Linked DNA regions of Homo sapiens: region 2 is linked to region 1. Evidence: chromatin contacts called from ENCODE Hi-C or POLR2A ChIA-PET data. All regions are on one chromosome and are shown on one strand. The core of a region is the stretch at or near the end of the contact, and the rest is flanking DNA. Distances in the headings are between cores, read along the strand shown.

Region 1 (5,035 bases), core at 839-3,338:
CTTTGAGGTGTGACAGAAATCTGGCAGGGGAAGAAGGGACACGTAGGCCCACAAAGTCTTTCTCAGCCCCCACACTCTGCCTGGCTAGAAAGCCAGGGTGTATCAGCTTGGCTTAACAAACCAAGTAGGAGTTACCAGCCTGTGAAAGAACTTTTACAAGATGAATGAACTGGGCAGGAAATGCCCAGTTGCCTGCCTTTCTCCCTCCTTCCTTCCATCTTTTCTTCCTTAATTTTTTTCGGGGGTGGGTGTGGGGTGGTGGACAGAGTCTCACTCTGTTGCCCAGGCTGGAGTGTAGTGGCGCAATCTCAGGTCACTGCAACTTCCACCTCTCTGGTTCAAGAGATTCTCCTGTCTCAACTTCCCGAATAGCTGGGAATACAGGCGTGTGCCACCATGCCCAGCTAATTTTTGTATTTTTAATAGAGATAGGGTTTTGCCACGTTGACCAGGCTGGTCTCAAACTTCTGACCTCAAGTGATCAGCTCGCTTCGGCCTCCCGAAGTACTGGATTACAGGCGTGAGCCACCGCGCCAGGCCTCTTCCTTGCTTTTTAAATTTTCTCTTCTTTCTCTTTCCCCTCTTTTCTCCCCTCCTTTCTGAAATTTCTTCCTCTTCCCTCCCTTCCTACCTTCTCCTTTCCTTTCCTTTCTCTGTCCTTCCCCTGCTTTCCTTCTGTCTCTTAATTCTATCCTGGAAAGAGATCTCCAAGCATCCCTCTCCTTTAATCTTTCAGGGCACATACTCCCCGACTTATGATGGTTGAACTTATGATTTTTTTTAGTTTACGGTGACGCAGAAGTGTCACGCATTCAGTAGAAACTGTACTTCGAGTACCCATACAACCATTCTGTTTTTCACTTTCAGTACAGTAGTCAATAAGTTGCATGAGGTATTCAACACTTTGTTATAAAATAGGCTTTGTGTGAGATGATTTCACCCAACTGTAGGCTAATGTAAGTGTTCTGAGCACTGTAAGTGTTGAAGGTAGGCTAGGCTAAGCTATGATATTTGGTAAGGTTGGTGTGTTAAATGGGTTTTCCACTTACGACATTTTCAACTTACAGTGGGTTTATCGGCAGATAACTGCATTGTAAATCAAGAAGCACCTGTATATCCAGCTCAGTATAAGCACTGAGGTTGGAGGATTTAACAAGCCACAGCTCAAGGATTACAAAGGATCTTTCCCCTTCACAAACTCCACCTCTGGGTGAGATTTCAAGATGGCCAGAGTTGAACCTGTCATATCTCAACCCCAAACGCTTTCCTTCTTCTCCAAGACTGAGGAGCAGGGTCTTTGTGGAGCCTACGCAGCAGGCTAAGGATGCGAACACCTAAGAGAAATGGAATTTGGGGTCATAAGTCAAGTAGCATATTCTATGTGGAAGAATTATTTCAGAGTTAACAGAGAATTTTTTTTTGGTTTGGTTTTAAAGTGGTTTACATCTATAAGACTTCTGGGAAAGGGACAGATTCCCAACGTGTAAAATATGAAATTTTCAAAGTCAACATTCCTAATGCCCAAATACACTTTAGGACTATGAAAACTTCATGTACAATGATATGTTGTTATGAACTAAATCGTACTGAACAGTTAGTTGTAAGAGGGCATTTCATGTTTTATTTTTATTTCCATGCGCGGTTTATTTTTGCTCTGACATTTTGTTATAATTTCTTCCTACAGTAGGTGAAGTGCTTGGGAAGTTAATTTAAACCAGCCTGACTCTCTGTGTGTTTTTTAATATTTGTTTAAGCTTTTATTGAGCTTGTCAGGCAAGTCAGTGTGCAAAAATGCAGCCGAAAACCCCTTTTCCCTTCTGCGGTGCCTGCCCATTAATACTAGGTGGTGACAACAAGATTCGCGCACACTTCAAATGGGGGATTATTCTGGGTTTTCAAGGAAATTTGAGCCACCTGTTTCAGAAACCTCTTAGTGACTTAGCAAGATGATGAAGGGTGTCTCCCCACTCAGCCGTCACTCAGAGTTCCGCCTCCTCTGGCTCCTTCAGACTCGGCCGGGCCCTGCAGGGGCAATTTGCAGCCCTGGTTGGACGCCTGAGCTCCAAGTTGTCCTCCCAGCTTGTGGCTTGGCCTCAGCCTGGGCCAGAGAAACAGCTGCCATCTCTCTGCCTGTGGGGAACTTTCCAGATCCACAGCAGGCTGGCTTTCCCCTGGGTTTGGGCTGCCCAGTCTGGAGCTGTTTATCATGGACAGCAGAACGACATGGGATCACCTTTGAGGAAGTGAGTTGTGAGAGCCAATTGTGCGGCCTACGTGTCGGGGAGCCACGCTGCCCACAAAATTTGGCCAAGGAGGGAAACAGAAAGTCAACATTTTCCAGCAGACTGGGAAGGCGGCTGGGTATTTCTGGAGCCCAGGACTCTCTGGTAAAATGGTCCTTGTGGTGGTGAGAGGCAAAAAAAGGTGGTAGTGGCGGGGGGGGGGGGGGCACAATCAGATCTCTACTCAGCTCAGGAAAGGCCTCTTAACACAAGCAAGAGGTTTCCCTGGCACACAATCCCAGTGCTCCACACTGACCAGGAATCTCACCAAACCTAACCCCAGGAGCAGACTAGAACCAGGGTGCCATGGCTGGAAGGAGCCTTAGCGATGATTTAGACCAGGGGCCCTCCAAGTGTGGGCTTGGGTCCTCTGCATCAGCAAGTCCTGGGAACTTGTTAGAAATGCAGATTCTCAGGCCCCAACCCAGACCTGCTGGGCCAGAAACTCCAGGGGTAGGAACCAGCAGCATGTGTTGTCACAAGCCCTCCAAGTGCTGGTGCTGCAGGGCACAGTTTGATCATCACTGGGAAGGCTCTAAGCTTTCAATCAGTGGGGAAACTGAGGCCTGGGGTGAGGTGGGAGGAAGGAAAGTAACGCATTCATCACCGGTTTGTTTGTGGCGGAACCAGAACAAGTTCTGCCAGGCTAGGTTTCCTCCTGCCCCTTCTTCTCCTGCCAGTTTAGAGAGGAGAAGGCTCTAATGTCTGAAATCCCACCAATTGATGGCAGTTGATCTGGCTCTTCTCTCCCTCTGCTGACCTTATACCCATCTGCAAACTTCAGGAGGACTCTGTACCACCTCTCATAGTGGGCATGTTGATAATTCAGACTTTCACTTTTCAGTCAATGTTGTGAATAAGCAAGCTAGAAGAATGACCTTTGATTTTGATAAATGACCAGGTCTTTCACAAGTTGAGTTAGCTAAGTGTTCCTGCCCTGCTGCACTCCCTTCTAAATGAGGGCTCTATGCCTGCCACCCCTGCTAAGTGGACAACACCTTCTGCTCCATGGGACAATGCTCCATGGTCACTGATATTGATGGCAGGGGGACAGAGCCCTGACTGAGAGGAGGGGGCAGCCACAGGCTAGCTAAGAATCTCCAAGGCCCATAGACTTGAAAAGATGATCTGGGCCAATCAAATTCCTCCCCTGGGAGTTTAGAATTGGGAAACTCAGAGGCTGGGGCCATTAGCAATGGAAACCAAAGCTGAAAGGCCATTTGGGGAATTGCATGATGTAGATGGGGCCTGGGTAGTCCTGAGGAGCTTGGTGCAAGCTGAGGACAGACAAAGTAAGTGGAGGAAGGTTGGCAGTGGAAAAAGAGCAGAGAAGAAAGAGAGAGAAACAGAAATCCCACAAGGAAAACCTGTGGGATTTAGCTTTCTTGAGGCCTGATTTTTCTTTTTCTTTTTTTTTCCAGATGGAGTTTCGCTCTTGTTGCCCAGGCTGGAGTGCAATGGCACGATCTCGGCTCACTGCAACCTCCACCTCCTAGGTTCAAGCAATTCTCCTGCCTCAGCCTCCTGAGTAGCTAGAATTACAGGCATGTGCCACCATGCCCGGCTAATTTTATATTTTTTATTTATTTTATTTTATTTATTTATTTATTTTGAGATGGAGTCTCACTCTGTCACCCAGGCTGGAGTGCAGTGGCTCGATCTCGGCTCACTGCAAGCTCCGCCTCCTGGATTCAAGCAATTCTCCTGCCTCAACCTCCCAAGTAGCTGGGACTACAGGCGCCCGCCACCACATCCGGCTAATTTTTCGCATTTTTAGTAGAGACGAGGTTTCACTGTGTTAGCCAGGATGGTCTCGATCTCCTGACTTTGTGATCCGCCTGCCTTGGGCTCCCAAAGTGCTGGGATTACAGGCATGAGCCACCGCGTTGGCCGAATTTTGTATTTTTAGTAGAGTCGGGGTTTCACCATATTGGTCAGGCTGGTCTCGAACTCCTGACCTCAGGTGATTCACCCACCTCAGCCTCTGAAAGTGCTGGGATTACAGGCGTGAGCCACCACGCCTGGCCAAGGCCTGATTTTTCTGTAGCTCATGCCCTTGGCATCTAGCACATTTCCTGTTACGTTCTGACCACAAACAGAGCTAACCTGGGTGGGCCTCTGTTCCTAGCAACCCAAGGTACTACATCAGGGCTTGGCAACATTTTCTATAAAAGGGCAGATAGTAAACATATTAGACTTGCCAGCTGCGTGGTCTCTGTTGACACTACTCAATGCCACCTTCCTAAGGCAAAAGCAACCATAGACAATATGGCAATAAATGGGTATGGCTGTGTTCCAATAAAACTTTATTCTCAAAAATAGGTGACTTTGCTTGTCCCCTTCAAGCAGAAAAATAAATAAGTTAAAAAAAAAAAACCCACAGGTGACCATCTCACTGGCCAAGGTTTGCTGACTCCTGTGCTGGATTAAAATCTAAGTGTGGCCGGGCGCGGTGGCTCACGCCTGTAATCCTAGCACTTTGGGAGGCCAAGGAAGGCAGATTGCCTGAGCTCAGGAGTTGGAAACCAGCCTGGGCAACACGGTGAAACCCTGTCTCTACTAAAAATACAAAAAAATTAGCTGGGCATGGCAGCATGTGCCTCTAGTCCCAGCTACTTGGGAGGCTGAGGCAGGAGAACTGCTTGAACCTGGGAGGCAGAGGTTGCAGTGAGCCGAGATCGCACCCCTGCACTCCACACTCCAGCCCGGGTGATGGAGTGAGACTCCATCTCCAAAAAAAAAAAAAAAAAAAT
Region 2 (5,035 bases), core at 1,800-4,299, 69 kb after region 1:
AATCCCTCTGTGGACTTTCCAGTGACTCCCCAAGCTTAAGATGATTAATAATGACAAGAAGTCAGTGGTGGAAATAATACTACTGAGCACTTAAGATGGAGGTACTCTCCTAAGCACCATATGCATTAAGTCATTGACTTCATGATAAGCCTAAAACGTAACTACTATTATCCCCCTTTTCTATTTAGAGAAAAGACATGTTGAAATTAATTTGTCCAAAGTCACACAAAACTATCCAAAACTATCAGTAGCAGGACTCAAACCTGGGCAGCCTGAGTTCATTCTCTTAGTCACTGTGAAACATGCTCCTTATTTAAGACACATAGCTCAGTGGATGTAAACACAGGCTCTGGAACAACACTCAAATTTGACTCTCACTTTGGTCTAGCAATATTGCTATGAATGAGTTCTTTCATCTCTATGCCTTAGATTTTGGTTTTGTCATCTGTAAAATGGGCTCTTGCAAGGATTAAATGAGAAAATACTATCTATTACCTAGCATATTACCTGGCACGCAGCAACAATTTATCGCTACCCCAGGGAATAAGTTTAGATCTCCTGAGCACTTACAAGCACTGCCTGCCAAGCACTGTGCCAGGCACTGGGGACAATGTGGTGAACTCAACAGACAGCTCTGGGTGCTCCCATGGAGTTTATCAGCTGGATAAACAAGCCCTTTATTTCAGATATTCACAAGAGAAGGGCTGTATCTGATGCCTGCACATCCAGGATATTAACTTATTACTACCACTTCTTAAGAGCAGCAACCTGCAGTGGCTAATAATCCCTGGGTATGTGAGCTTCTGACAACTTGGATGGGAAATCCTCTCGAGGGGCACTCACATCACCCATTTCCAAGTGCTGAGCTGAACATTCAGCCTAAATGCTATTTACTAGAGTAGCTAAGCCAACCCTGGATCAGTTTCTAATTTCACCGAGAGAGTGCAATTTTAAGTTGGAATCCAGCCAGAGATTCAACTGCAGTGCCTGACACGGAACCCCAGGAAGTCACTTAAATCAAAGAGCGGAAACTGCTTGGTTCAAATTTAGAAAGTGCACATTGTTTTCTATTAGAAGTGCCATTTCCTTGCCTGCTGACCTTTACATTTGGAATTCTGCTGGAGATCAATTTAAAGAAATAGCAGCAGAAGGCCAAGACCTCTGCTCAAGGGGATACAATTTGGAATCCAAGGGAAAGATTACACTCTGGGAAGATTCCACCCCAATCTTAAGAACCCCAGGGAATGGGGAGGGAGGGTAAAAGAGAAAGATAAGTCTTTAAAACAAAACCAAAAAAAGGCCATTGCATTAATGTATTATGGGGTGGGGTTTTAGTAAATGCTTTTGCATTTACTAAATTTGCATCAAGATGCTAACGATGTTCTAATTAGGAGAGCTGATCCTGCCCCTCTGCTGTTAGGTTTATCTAGAACCTGTCTAAAATAAAAAGCTAGCTCTAGATAAAAGTTTATGAAGGGGATAAAAAGGGGGCTATCCACGGGGCTCCAGTATGTATATCACTTACACTGCTAAATCCAAAAAGCATCCAGTCTTTTCTGCGAGGTTCAATGCTCAGTCAACTGATATTTCCCATTCACGCAGGGCATCAACTATTGGCTTTGCTCCCATGGCCCTGCCTACTTAAAAGGATGCTGGTATTTCTTTACACGCCTTGTTTTTCCTGTCTTGGAGAAAGCCTACCTAGTGGCAGTGCCTGCCCCCATGTTCTCTTCGGATGAAACCATAGCATCACCTTTGAATTGGCGATTTCCTTGTGGCAGAGTTTACCTTAAGTGTCTGGCAGGTCTGCCACCAAAGAGTAGCCACTTGCCAAAGCAGCCTCCCCTGGAGATCCTGTGGTCAGGGCTGGAGAGAGGGAATGCAAGTAAGCATCTATGGAGAGGAGTTTTTCCAAGGATCAGGCTGATGACAACGTAGGAATTCCAGGGAATGCTACCTCAGCCTGCCCACTTATTCTCAATAGGTGTTCCAAAGCCTTGCTTCTAGAATAAATGAGTTTGGGGCAAGAGGCCAGGGTTAGGAGCCCAAGGTCCAGCACTGAGGACGCTGCCTGGAGGAAAGGGTGTGGCTTGGCCTAAGAATTAAAAATGCCACGGATAAGATTCTCCAGCACCAGCCAGAACCCTCACCCCCGGACAATGATAACATGAGTCCCTTGTTCCAGAAACCGATGTCAGGAATATTCAGGGTCCTGCCAACACAATGTAGGCAGCAGTTTGAAGCTTCTATTGCCCCATATAGTTGGGTTTTGTCTCTCAGGACCAGGATTGGGTCTGGTCATGCTGTGGAAGAAAGTAAAAGACTCCCTTTCCTTAAGCAGATTCACTTTTTTTTTTTTTTTTCATTTGTGAGGTTCTTTAAAAACAGCCCATGTCCTACAGATAAAGCAAAAGAAATGGGCAATGCTCAGAAATTTTAATAGGCCTTGGAATCAGAAAGCAGATTCCCCAATTCATGGAAAAGTCCCACCAGGAAGCCAGGATGGGAGCAGCCGCTGCAGGCAATGGGGATGTTGGCATTCACAGGCTCCCATAACCCTCCAGAGGCAGCTGTCAACATCTGGGCCTGCAGTTGAGGCCAGACATGGGGATGGGAGCTTGGCCCACGATGACTTGGCTCTCTGGGGACGATGCAGCATCCGATGGCTCCACTGGGCATATTCTAAAATGTATCTTCCCTATTATAACCCCGATGTAGTAGGATTCCTTTCAACCACCAGCTCAGCAAAAACCAAATCAGAGTTCCACTGCTGGCCTCACCCCTCACCAGCAGGGACCCTCCAAGAGCCTCTGCTGAATTTATGTGGCTGACAAAGGAAAACAATTTTCTGAGCTGCCTATTTAAGAACCCCTCAGCACAGCTAAATGATGTCTCAAAAAAAAAAAGAAAGAAAAAAAGAAAAGAAAGAAGGCCTGGCGCAGTGGCTCATGCCTGTAATCTCAGCCTTTTGGGAGGCCAAGGTAGGCAGATCACTTGAGGTCAGGAGTTCAAGACCAGCCTGACCAACAGGATGAAACCCCCATCTCTACTAAAAATACAAAAATTAGCCAGGCATGGTGGCAGGTGCCTGTAATCCCAGTTACTTGGGAGGCTGAGGCAGGAGAGTCACTTGAACCCAGGAGGCGGAGGTTGCTGTGAGCCAATATCGCACCACTGCACTCTAGCCTGAGTGACAGAGCAAGACTGAGTCTCAAGAAAAAAAAAAAGAAAGAAAGAAAAAGAAAAAACAACTCTCAGTTGATTTGGTAGATCAATCTCTACTCACTGAGAAACACCCACCCTCCACTCTGAGCAATGCTGACAATCTTAAGTGCAATTTAATATGTGCTCCCTGCTTCCCCTGCAAGGTAGTAAGAGATTTATAATATAAATAAGAGAGAGGAGGTTTTGCCTCATTTAAGCAGTTTGGAAGAGACTGATGGCCAATTTGGAAGACACTGGACAGAGAAACAAACCCAGCACTCCACTTAGCCAAAGAAGCACCTCTATCAAGTTTAGGTGGTACTCTTACGAACTGGCAAGAGGGAAGGGACTTTTACCTCCACTCAACCTTCTAATAATAATAAATAATAATTATGGAAGCGGCTAATATTTACGAAACATTTCTTGGTGCCAGGCTCCGTGCTAAGCCCTCAGTGATTTATTTTCTCACCATAAATCAAGTCATTTAATCCTCACCATACTTCAAGAGAGAACCCATTTTACAGAGGAGGAAATGGAAGCACAAAGGGTCATAGAGCTAGCAAGTGACCAGAGCAGGATTTGAACCAAGACAGCAGAGGCTTCAGAGGCTGAAATATTAACCTCTCAGCCCTGACTTACAAAAGCCCTCCATAACCTCTGGGAATTTATGGAAAGGCATGAAAGTGCCATCACTTTCACAACCATGGACTCCTCCAGCCCTCACGGAACATCATTAGAACATCCTGGGGCTCTGCAATGCAACCAACAGGGAAGGAAAGCCAGATGGGGCTTACATCAGCCTGAACCCCAGGGAGGGGAATTTTCAATGTGGAGAGTGAAGGCTGTGGGGGTTTGTAATCTCTCTCATTCAAGGAAGGCTCAGAGTTCAAGTGCTCTTCACTCCAGTTCAGTGTTACATGCCATCCCCCGTCTTAAAAGTGGTTTCATTTTTAGTTTTCTTATAGTTGAATGGATTTCACTTGTAGGAGTTTATTACAAACCAGTCCCCAAAAGGAAACCCTGGGGTGGAAAGGAATCTCTACTCCTCCCCACCTATCAAGTTGAACTTAAGGGTCCCTAGGGTACCTTCATTGATGGGGTCCCTGGCCCAGGTCTGTGAGGAAGGGAGGGAGCCAGGGCACAGAGAGTCCTAGAATACTGAATCAGCAGGATATCAAAATCCCCAGAACACGCGCAACACTGTATTTGCTGCTTGGCGGGTCTGGGAGCCCAGAACCAGCCAGTCTGACACTCACTGCATTTGTACCTGTGGGGAGGGGGCTGAGCATCAGGCTGCAAACCGCTCAATACAGGCTGGCTGAAAAGAATCAAGAGGCATGTTAAATGTCCGCACAATTGAGCAGGATGCCTAATCCCACCCACCCACACCCTCCCCTTGACTTACCCTAGGGAGGTGAGTTGGGAAATATTGGGAAAACCTGACAGTTGTACTTTGAAAGCTACAGGTCAGCTAATGACAAACTGGCAAGAGGCTGTGAATGAATGGGTAGTTTAAGCACTGCCCCATTCAGTCTCAGCGGGTTCTTTCAGTGAAGGCTGTTTAACCCTTTAAACAACTCAGAATAAAGGTCTCTAGGCTGCCAGAGAGCCTGCCCACCACTATTGCTTGGTTCTTTGTGACACTATTCCAGTTTAGCTAATTAAGCTACAACCAAATAATGACTTATTGCTTTAAAAGGACTTTAAAAAGAGGGGGAGGGATGCTGAGGGAAGCAGAGGACTTGCCCCTCCCTATACCCTGCAAAGAAAGACAATCTCTGCTGAGAATGGCCCCAGTGGAAGAATAAAGCATTTGGGCAGCTGGATTTGT

The links. Hi-C counts contacts between places; a loop is a spot of excess contacts on that map. ChIA-PET counts read pairs that join two places held with the same protein, here RNA polymerase II (POLR2A). Pooled maps may share reads with other maps.
Region 2: a loop to region 1 is called in a map of endothelial cell of umbilical vein, with 4 times the contacts of the local background. The contact joins the promoter of SPRY4-IT1 here to the enhancer-like site in region 1. A Hi-C loop is called at or near these places in 7 of 168 maps with a recorded cell type or tissue (aorta, ascending aorta, astrocyte of the cerebellum and 4 more) and 3 of 50 pooled maps. POLR2A ChIA-PET finds 5 or more read pairs at or near these places in 10 of 52 experiments (BJ, GM12878, H1 and 6 more).

The regions. Positions count from the first base shown.
Region 1 is chr5:142,247,158-142,252,192 of GRCh38, forward strand. No RefSeq gene overlaps it. Among named protein-coding and RNA genes, the nearest start is that of SPRY4-IT1, 69 kb to the right of the region's middle. RefSeq lists an enhancer at 1-67. Within about 2 kb of position 2,089, at least 10 of the 41 ENCODE cell types and tissues checked have a DNase peak (open chromatin) inside an H3K27ac peak, as active enhancers do; they include ascending aorta, where a contact is called at or near this core.
Region 2 is chr5:142,315,273-142,320,307 of GRCh38, forward strand. It overlaps SPRY4-IT1 (SPRY4 intronic transcript 1), which reads right to left and starts at 3,050. Exons shown (of 1, transcript NR_131221.1): 1 at 2,348-3,050. The region is part of intron 1 of SPRY4 (sprouty RTK signaling antagonist 4); the gene reads right to left. RefSeq lists an enhancer at 4,320-5,035.